Linked DNA regions of Homo sapiens: region 1 is linked to region 2. Evidence: chromatin contacts called from ENCODE Hi-C or POLR2A ChIA-PET data. All regions are on one chromosome and are shown on one strand. The core of a region is the stretch at or near the end of the contact, and the rest is flanking DNA. Distances in the headings are between cores, read along the strand shown. Region 1 has its middle 39 kb from the start of LINC01331. Region 2 holds the start of LINC01333 (long intergenic non-protein coding RNA 1333).

Region 1 (5,037 bases), core at 724-3,223, 250 kb before region 2:
CCAACGTAGTATAACAATGATTAACATAGTATTTACATTTTATTGGGTATCATAAGTAATTTAGAGATGATTTAAAGTATACTGGGAGGATGTGCAAGGGTTCTATGCAAATACTATAGCATTTTATGCCAAAGACTTGAACATTTGTGAGTTTTGGTATCTGTGGGGAGTCCTGGAACCAATCTTCCTCAGATACCAAGGGATGACTGTAGATTATCTGAAATAATCTATTGAGAGACCGCTCTTACGCACCTGCACTGCAACTTATCCCCCTTCAGCCACACAAACCAATGGGCACAAAACATTAAGGCACACAAACACCAAAACAAAGAGATGGCTAGAGTGGTTGACAGGGTAAGCAAATTGCCTCCTAATCTAATACATGAAACCAGCCTTGCCACACCTAAGTAAACACGCTCTTCTGATGTTGATACTGCCCTCCAGGCCACGAATGATATTGCCCTCCAAAACACAAAGCTGCAGCAAAATGCACCAAGTTCTATGGCCCAACCCGTGGGCTTTCCAACTGGGCTCTTGTGAAAAAGCAGTGCAGGTGAGGGCTGGGCTGCCAGTGGGCGCGGGCTGTCACCAAGCTGGTGCCTTTCTGGAATCTGAGGCCTGAGGCTTTGTTTCCTGGCTAGGGATATTTTCTCAGAGTTGGAAATACCCTCCCTTCCTTGCTTTCCTTCATTCCCACCCCCTGTATCTTAAATCTGTGTCATTCTCAGAGCTCTCTGTGGAACTGAAACAATGCAAGAATCTGGCCTAGCCTTCCTCTGCTTGCCTAACTTCTTTCAGTTTCTGTTTGGCCCAACGGAATATGAGAGAAAGATTAAAAGCAGATTGTATGAAGCAAAATGACTAAACCATTTCTCGTAAAGGGCAATGTTTTTTAAAGAAAATCAGGAAGATTGCTTTGCCTGAAATAATTGTTACAATAAAGTATATTTTGAAATTATTATTATTTTTTTTTTGGAGACAGTCTTGCTCTGCCTCCCAGGCTGGAGTGCAGGGGTATAAACATAGTTCACTGCATCCTCAAACTCCTGGGCACAAGTGATTCTCCTGCCTCAGCCTCCCAAGTAGCTGGGACTACAGGTATGTGCCGCTGTGCCTTGCTAATATTTTTATTTTAGTAGAGATGGGGGTCTTGCTGTGTTGTCCAGGCTGGTCTCCAACTCCTGGCCTAAAGTGATCCTCCCGCCTTGGCCTTTCAAAGCACTGGGAATACAAGCATGCGCTACCATGCCCGGCTGAATTTAATTTTTCAATTTAATATGATCTGTTGCTCAGAAAAACCACGGTTATTAGCGTACACTTAGCATGGAAGGTGGAATACGTGTGTTAATGATTACCTTTTCCTTCTGTAAACACTAAGACCCACCGTAAGTGCCTTCACATGTAGCGTCTCATGTAATCCTCATGAGTGACCTGCAAGACAAGCTACTTCAGACAGGAGTCTGAGAGGCTGTGGCCTTGCTAAAGTCCAAAACCAGTTAGGTGTGAATGGAGACTCAAATCCAGATTTCCTATTGCCAAATACTGTGTTCTTCCTATTACAGGACTCTGCTTAATACATCATCCTCAAAAAAGTTGCTTCTCAGTTATTTTCTAAAACTCCTCACAACCCGGAGAAGTCAAAGGCTTGTCGTAGTCCGGTTTGCAATGTCAGAGCCTTCATATGTCATGAAATATTTGGAGTGCTGGGTGGGCAGGAGGGCCTTACGTCTGTAACGTTGAATACCACAACCCCGGGCCTCCTGGCAGTCTTTGACTAGCGAAGGGTGAAGTGGAGCATAGTCATTCCTGATTCGTGGTACTCAAAGAGCCTAAGCCGGGAACTCAGATAATGGAAATGAATTATGTGATTCAATTATACTATTCAGTTAAAGGTGAGTAATTATAGTCATCTTTATACTTTGTAGTCTTAACCTCGTGGCATTTCCTGACTCTGACATACTTTGGCATGATTACATCTACCAGCTGGGACTATGACTAATTCCTTTGAGCTATTCTCTGCTTGTTGTTCTTATTTGTGATGGGGAGCTATCTCTTTTAAATCTGCACCGAAAAGACCAATTATTATTATTACTTTTATAGATGTAGCTTAACACAGTGCTGGAACACAGTTAATGCCCAATAAATGGTGGTTATAATAATTAAAAATCAAGGTTTGCACAGGAACCTGCTGAACAAGTGATTTTTGAAGCACTATAGTCATCTAATAACTTGGGAAAGTTGTGAACGTTTTTCTTTTCTGGTTTTTTTTTTTTTTTTTTTTTTTTTTCTGAAATGGAGTCTCACTCTGTCACCCAGGCTGGAGGGCAGTGGCCCGATCTCGACTCACTGCAACCTCCACCTCCAGGGTTTAAGTGATTCTCCTGCCTCAGCTCCCCCAGTAACTGGGATTGCAGGCATGTGCCACCACACCTGGCTAATTTTTGTGTTTTTAGTAGAGGCATAGTTTTACCATGTTGCCCAGGCTGGTCTTGAACTCCTGACCTCAAATGATCTGCCTGCTTCAGCCTCCCAAAGTGCTGGGATTATAGGCATGAGCCACTGTGCCTGGCTGTGAACGTTTTTCAAAAGTGGCCACATCGGAAACCCAAAGAAAGGTAGCAAAAGAAATGATTGCCATAGCATCTTTATACTTAACCATTTTATTTCTTCGATTATTTAGTGAAAAAGATAGATGAGGACTTTTCAAAATTAACACTCACTTTATAAAGAATTACAATTTTGGAATAATAATGTGAACATGTTTGATTGGAAGAACTTTGACAAGCTTCCAATCATCACCTGGTATTGATAAAACACTTCCTGAAGGGCCACTTCAAGCTGGCACCTGCCTGCTCCAGCTCCACTCCACTGCAGAGATCAAACAACTGTCTCTGGATCCCTGGCCCATCCAGTTGGTCCTGAACCATCAGGAACAAACTTGGCAGAAAATTAAACACCTAAGTCTTTTGCTTTTTCTTTTCTCTTTTCTTTCTTTCTTTTTTTTTTTTTTTTTTTGAGACAGAGTCTTGCTCAGTCACCCAGGCTGGAGTGCAGTGGTGCGATCTTGGCTCACTGCAACCCTCACCGCCCGGGTTCAAGCAATTTTCATGCCTCAGCCTCCTGAGTAGCTGGGATTACAGGCGTGCAGCACCATGCACGGCTAATTTTTGTATTTTTAGTAGAGACAGGGTTTCACCATGTTGGCTAGGCTGGTCTCGAACTCCCGACCTCAGGTGATCCGCCCGCCTCGGCCTCCCAAAGTGCTGGGATTACAGGCATGAATCACCGCGCCCAGCCTAAACACCTAATTCTTATGAGCAGGTAAGGTGTGGAGTCAGTGTTAAGTGCCCAGTGAGCTGTAACCATCTCAACTCCCATTGTGTGCATCTAGTTTCTGATTTCTACTCCATTTCCCTCGACTTAGAGATTTCTACTACTGTGTTCCCTTTATCAAAATAGACAACCTTTGCCCAGAAAAGAGGTTGGTTGGACAATTGCATTTTAAGGGCAGGGGGAAAAGGACAGGGTGCAGAAAACAAGGGGGCACATTGTAGACATTTAAAAAGAAATAATAAAAGGAAATAAATTTGATCTTTTATTATCACCAGGAGCTGACCATCCTAAACAATGTCAGTGACAAAATATTCCCACGCTCTGCCAAATCTTTTGTTGGTCTAAGTACTAAACAACTGACTTTTAATAATTATAATAAGCTTCTACATAAGCTTCAAAGGAGCACATTTTTATTATTGTCCTTTACACATTGTACTTTCCATGGAATCTAATTCTAAGGACTCCTAGTGATACAATTGGTCTCCAACAGAGGCAGACTCAGACCCATGTTTGTAATGATTCAAAAACATTTGAGTTCAATTAGGGTGCAAGTTTGTCTCTCTATTCCTGTGGGAGCAAATATTCCTGCATTTAACCAGGGGATTAAAAATGAAAGTGATAAAACAGTGACATGAAAAACATGATCACTTGGAGTTTTTACGTGTGTTTAAAATTTTAAACAGGGAAACAATGTGAACTGCAAGATTCATTACTATAAGAGACCAATATGTATGTACGAGTTTTTTCTCCTTTCAAAAAATTCATAAATGTAAATCAGAAAGTATTAATATATTTTTTCCTTTTATGTATTTTAATATGTATTTTGTTATTTATTATTATTGTTTTAACAGGATGATTATACATAGGCAGTTCAATAAAAAATTTTTTCAGTGTGCTTTTTTTAACCATGATTATTAAGCTTATTACATGATTATTACTAAAAATAATTGTTTTCTACGGAGAGTGTTAAAAATAGTTCACTGAAGGTCTCAAATACTCTGGCTACAACACTGAATCCGAGCTCACACTACTTCTTTCACACTGTGGTTTGGATTATGGGCTATTCTTTTCCCCAGCGGACTCATTCCAGTATAGGGGGAAAATATTTCTTTCCCATTGCTAGGTTCATGGCTGAGGCCTTTCTGTCAAAAGACAGATTAATAAGAGAAAAGCATACAAAATATTCAATAGAAGTTTTATGTAGTATGGGAGCCTTCAGAAGGAAATGAGGCCCAAAGAAGCAGGGAAACCTGTCTATTTTTATGCTTAGGTTTGAAGAAGAGTGGACAGTTGTGAAATGCGTGATTGGACAAAGAGGGTATGATCTAATGGTAATAAACTGGGGGAGCTTAGCAAGGCCTGTTTTGTTCAGATTCTTCTCTGTCCCCGTGTCTTCAGAGATAAAGATGTTCTTTTTCTCTGGGTATGGGGAGAGCATCTCTGAAATGAGGGTCTCATGACCTGCTTCAGGGGAGAAGGGTGAGGGGAAGGTGAGAGTGACCTTCCTGCTTTTGCAGTTTGTTCAAATGCCAAGGTCCCTTATTTTGGGGTAGCATATTCTGAACCCCATCACCATCATTTAACATAGTCTCCTTATTCTTAGTTTATTCTCTACTGAAATACCAGCCTGCTTTGTACCAGACCTACTAGAGTTTTGACACTTGAAGGAGTCAATGACCATATCTCCCTGACAGCAAGAATTGA
Region 2 (5,046 bases), core at 800-3,299:
AATTTCTGGTTGGTTGATTGAATTGGTCAAATAAATGTTCTCTGGACACATGTATTTCTCTGGGACATTGACAAAGTAGCAGCATCTACTTATCATGGATAAAACTTCTTTTATTTATTATCTATTGGCTTTTTACAAATAAAACTTCTTGCATTTATTATCTATTAACTTTTCAGGTGATTTTACATTTTTCCCCATTCTTTCAGCAACCATGGACATATCATAAATCATCCTTCTTTCATCCATTTGTTCTTTCAGAAATTTACTGGGGAATCAGCTATAAACAAGGGTTTGTATTTTGTATAGTGGAAGGAATACAAAGAAGTAAAAGAAATAACCCTACCAAGAAGGAGTTGATAGCTACTAAGAAGGAGTACACTTTTACAAACAAAGTAACTGACCTGCAGAAAGAGAACCTGCAGAAAGTGCTAGAATCAGCCAAGAAAGTGCTAGAATCAGCCAAGACTTCTAATTGGCAAGCCGAAGCCCTCCCCATAAACAACCCCCTACTGGTTGAATACTGAGGTGACACACTCAGTTGCATCAGCTCTAAGATTCAGGTCAATGTCTCTTATTATTTTGAATGGCATCTGATTATAGATTAATACGTGTTTTGTCTAAGGTTACCTTGAAGTGTCTTCGTTTGTCCTCATGGAAGTGACTGAGCATGCTTGATTTTTTTCCATGTTGCTTAGCTTTCAGATACAAATTAAGCAATATATTGTATTCCTTCTGTCTAACCATGTGGTTGGTATAATTTCTCCACAGACAGCTGAATTCAACAGCCTGTGTGTAGTGATTCAACATAAGTAAGGACAAAACGGTAGGTGGTAAAGGTTGTCAGAAGGACACCTGGGCCTTCACTAGGTGCTGCCACTAAAGCCAGGCCATCAGATATGGCAAACCTCAGGGTGCTGCCAAATCTTACAGACCAAATTCTTTTCACCTGGGAATTTTACCCATTCATCAGACCCAATATTTCTCCTAAGTCAGGAGACACGATGAGAATTTTATCAAATCAATTCTGCAGTTAGTAACTTGACTACCATCTAGCATGTTATTCTAGCCATCTATCCATTTCTTCAAATCATAGACTATTTCAGGATATTTCCCCAATCATACTCGGATCTCAAATGATAGGCTGAACTCACTCTGCCTCTTTTGAGTGACCACTGTGCTCAACAGAAGCACTGATGTTACCATGGTTTCCTTAGTGACAGAGATATTACAAAGGGGAGAGTATGGTTGAGGAGGCAAAGCATGAAAGGGAAAAGGGGCCTTGATATTCCTGTGTGCAGAGTGCTAGCCAGACTTCACTGCCTCACACTGGGGACAGTTGTCCAGCTCATGAAAGATTGCTGTCAGGGGATAAAAGCCTCGTTTGGCTCACTTAAGATTTGTGAAGTATGTTCTGTGCATCAGGCATTTTACCATTTTAATTTCCAGAAAAGACAGCTAATTTTTCCTGTGCATCTGGGATGTTCCCCCAGGATAGCAGAGATGAGAAGGCAGTTTTGTGGTGCCACAGTTGTATATGGGCTTAATTTGAAATGATTAGTTTCATTAGCCTTGATATTCTAATTGTATCTCTACATTTCACCATCTTGCATAGAGAATATGCAAAACAAAGGGCTATTGAGCCAGGGTTGGAAGGAGCCCTGATTTCGATTGTTTCTCATTTTCCTTTTGGTTTTCAATAGAAATCAATCCCTAGTGTTCAGTAAGGCCTCCGAGCCATTGGAGCCATTTAGCAGAGCCCTGCTAGGGTGTGCGCTTACCTGGACAGGTTCCTGACTAGTCATCCACTGCTGTCAGGACTTAAGGATGATGCTTATCAAGGTTCTTCTTATGCTGCTAGAGAAACTGCCACCTATTTCTCAGAGATTCTTTCCTGGGTAGAGGTACCTAAATGTTGCCCCAAGTTCCATGGAGTGTGATAGCCACCAGATTTGACTTCAATAATATTCTTCATCTCAGAAGCCGGGGTGACTGGGCAACTTGTAACATTTTGTGTTTGTAAGGTGGTGGGATTTTATAGAATAATGAATCTTCACAGAGCCCTGGGTTGCTAGGGAACCTCGATTTAGTTCCACTTTGGAATGAGGAAAATATGAAAAGAAAAAGAGAAGTAAATTTCTTAGAATTTCCCCACTCATGTTTCAGTGCTGATACAGAATTCCAGAATGACTGAGTATCCTAAGCCCATGTCAGTTATCTCTCAAGGTTGAAAGGAGAAACCCGGCGAAAGGATAGGGCAGTAAAAGAGAACTGAGGTGGCTGTTTGAAAGGGGCCATGTCTCCTCGGAGACACGTGTCTCTCTAGGAGGATCACTATACCGCATTGTTTCTCCATGGCTCTCATGTACTCTTTTGAGACCTTAGTGTGCTGTTTCTAGATCAACAATTTATGATATTTATTGAGCACCTGCAATGTGTCCAGCTTTGTGCTTGGTGATGTGAAGGCAAGAGATGTAAGGACCTGGTTTCTAATCTTCAAAAAAGTCTACACTGTGGTTGAAGTGGTGAGGTTTATTCAACTAAATTAATTTAGAAACTATATCAGATAGATAACATATAGAAGCTTATGCTACCTGTTTGCGGGTCAGAGGTTCCTTTCTTGCCATTGGAAAAGAGAAAGGAGAGAAAACACCAAGTGTCAGAGTCACTGGGAAAGGCTTCTAGAAGGAGGAAAAGCTTAAATTGTGGAAAAGAATAAGAAAGTCTGATAGGTCCCTGATATTTGTGAGCTTCTAATTACACCAATATCATGATAATTTCTTCCACAACAGAAACACAAAGAGAGTTTTTGCCTCCGAAATGACAAGCAGAGAACCACAAGGCAATGTTGAGATGCAGAGGGTGGCAGTTTCCCTCCTAGCAGAGTGACTCACTCATGCCTCCACTCCAGGGTGCAGGGCTTAGATTCATGACAGGTAAGAACAGGCCATAGGCCTTACAGGTGGCTTTCGAATACATGAAACCAGGGATCTACTGTATTTCAAGATGGGGAGATTTAGCATGAGGCACAGAGGTGAGACTGGTGAAGAATCTGTTCCAGCTAGGATGAAAGTTCGTGGAAGGAAGCAACAGGAACAGGGTCTGCTCGTAAAGGGTATTGAGGTTAGACCCGGTGCAATGATTCAAGAGGAATTCTTATATCTTATTGGACAAGCTAAAGATACGGGATAAGGGCTGTTTTAGAAACACTTCAATGGGAGTGGCATAGGAAAGAATTGGAGGGGAAGGAAAAACTAGAATCAAGGAGATGAGTTAGAATGTAGATTTTATGAGAGGATGGAGATTGCACTGGCAGAAAAGAAAGGGCAAGTCAGCAAGATTCTGCAAATAATAGGCTTTGGTGATAAATTTTCATAGACTATGAGGAAGGAGATGAAGAAAAAGGAGGGTAAGAAAAGACGGTCTTAGCGATACTCCACAACTTCCCGATACTCCGTTGTCTAAAGTAGTTTCTCCACTGTGCATGTGTGCTGGGTGATGCTTCACATGCAAAACACTCCGTGGGCCCATGGTTGTAGTTCTCTTTTTTGAAAAATTACAAACATTTAAAATTGTGGTAAAATGTACATAGCATTAAATTGATCATATTAGCCATTTTTGAGTTATACAGTGCGGTAGTGTCAAATACATTCATATTGTTGTGTAGCCAGTCTCCAGAACCGTTTTCATCTTGCAAAACAGAAACTCGGTACCCATTAAACAACAACTTCACATTATCAACCACCCCTCTCCTTTCTGTCTGTAACTCTCATACAGTATTTTTCCTTTTATGACTGGCTTATCTTACTTAACATCATGTCCTCAAGCTTCATCCATATTGTTGTGTGTGTCAGAATTTCCTCCTTTTTTAAGGCCGAATAATATTCTGTTGTACATATGTACCACATTTTGTTTATTCATTCATCCACGGGTGGACATTTGGGTTACTTCCACCAATTGGCTATTGTGAATAATACTGCTATAAATGTGGGTGTTCAAATATTTCTTCAAGACCTTGCTTTCAATTCTTTTGGGTATATACCCAGAAATGGAATTGTTACATCATATGGTGATTCTATTTTCAATTTTTTGAGGAGCCACCATATTGCTTTTCAGAGTGGCTGCAGCATTTAACATTCCCACCAGCAGTGCACAGGCATTTCGAATTTCTCCATATTCTCACTTTATTTTCTGTTTTGTTGTTTTTCGTATTTTTTGCTTGTTGTTGTAGTCATCCTGATAGTTGTGAGGTGGCCCGTGGTTGGATTTTGAAGGTATGTCATTCCACTCACTGGGTGTAATTCTGTCTCTTTTTCTGTCATTTAAGAAAACACACTGGAATACATGAGTTTATGAATGACTTTGAAATGGTGAGAATATTGAGTCAGCTCTAGTTTGTCTTTTGTAATGGAACTCATTCTGACACCTTGGTATTCTATCATGAGTAACAACTTATTTGTGACACTCCCTATGACTTACTGAGACTCATCAGTGAGTCCTGACGTCACAGTTGAGAACCACTCCTCACTGAATTGAGTTTACAATACAAAATATTTCTTCATAAACACCCAATGAAAACAGCACGTTCCCCCCGGAATCAGTGCTACCAAAAGTAAGGAAAAAGCAAAAGTAAAAAGGAAAGCCAGTCATGTAACAAGATTTTATTTCCTCCCAAGTGGCTTTATCAGAGACACTTATCAGAAACAATGCCTCTCTCCATTTACAGAAACTCTGAAATCCAAGGTTTGAAACCTGAGGCCGAAGTACCTATCACTCCTCTCTTAGGTAGATGGTTAGTGGTTCCCACCTGTCCGACTTGGTCATGTGGCAGCATCTAGAAAGGCAAAGCTATAACAATGAACAAGAGTGTTTTCTTTTTTTTTTTCTGAGGTTTCATTTACACCAACAGGCTTTGTTCAGTTTAAGGAAAAAAAAAATTTTTCCAGCAAGGAACTTACATCTGTAGAACTGCTGTAGACACTTAATAAGTAATCTAAGTACACAGTAGCTTCTAAGGCCCCTCAAAGATGATGAAAAGCTGAGGATGCC

The links. Hi-C counts contacts between places; a loop is a spot of excess contacts on that map. ChIA-PET counts read pairs that join two places held with the same protein, here RNA polymerase II (POLR2A). Pooled maps may share reads with other maps.
Region 1: a pooled map shows a loop between it and region 2 (13-fold over the local background). The contact joins the enhancer-like site here to the promoter of LINC01333 in region 2. A Hi-C loop is called at or near these places in 1 of 168 maps with a recorded cell type or tissue (GM12878), 10 of 37 single-sample maps with no recorded cell type and 15 of 50 pooled maps. POLR2A ChIA-PET finds 5 or more read pairs at or near these places in 3 of 52 experiments (HEK293, OCI-LY7 and activated CD4-positive, alpha-beta T cell).

Annotation. Positions count from the first base shown.
Region 1 is chr5:74,572,772-74,577,808 of GRCh38, reverse strand. No RefSeq gene overlaps it. Among named protein-coding and RNA genes, the nearest start is that of LINC01331, 39 kb to the right of the region's middle. RefSeq lists enhancers at 295-464, 675-894. Within about 2 kb of position 1,973, at least 4 of the 41 ENCODE cell types and tissues checked have a DNase peak (open chromatin) inside an H3K27ac peak, as active enhancers do; they include GM12878, where a contact is called at or near this core.
Region 2 is chr5:74,318,590-74,323,635 of GRCh38, reverse strand. It overlaps LINC01333 (long intergenic non-protein coding RNA 1333), which reads right to left and starts at 2,049. Exons shown (of 5, transcript NR_197443.1): 1 at 1,779-2,049.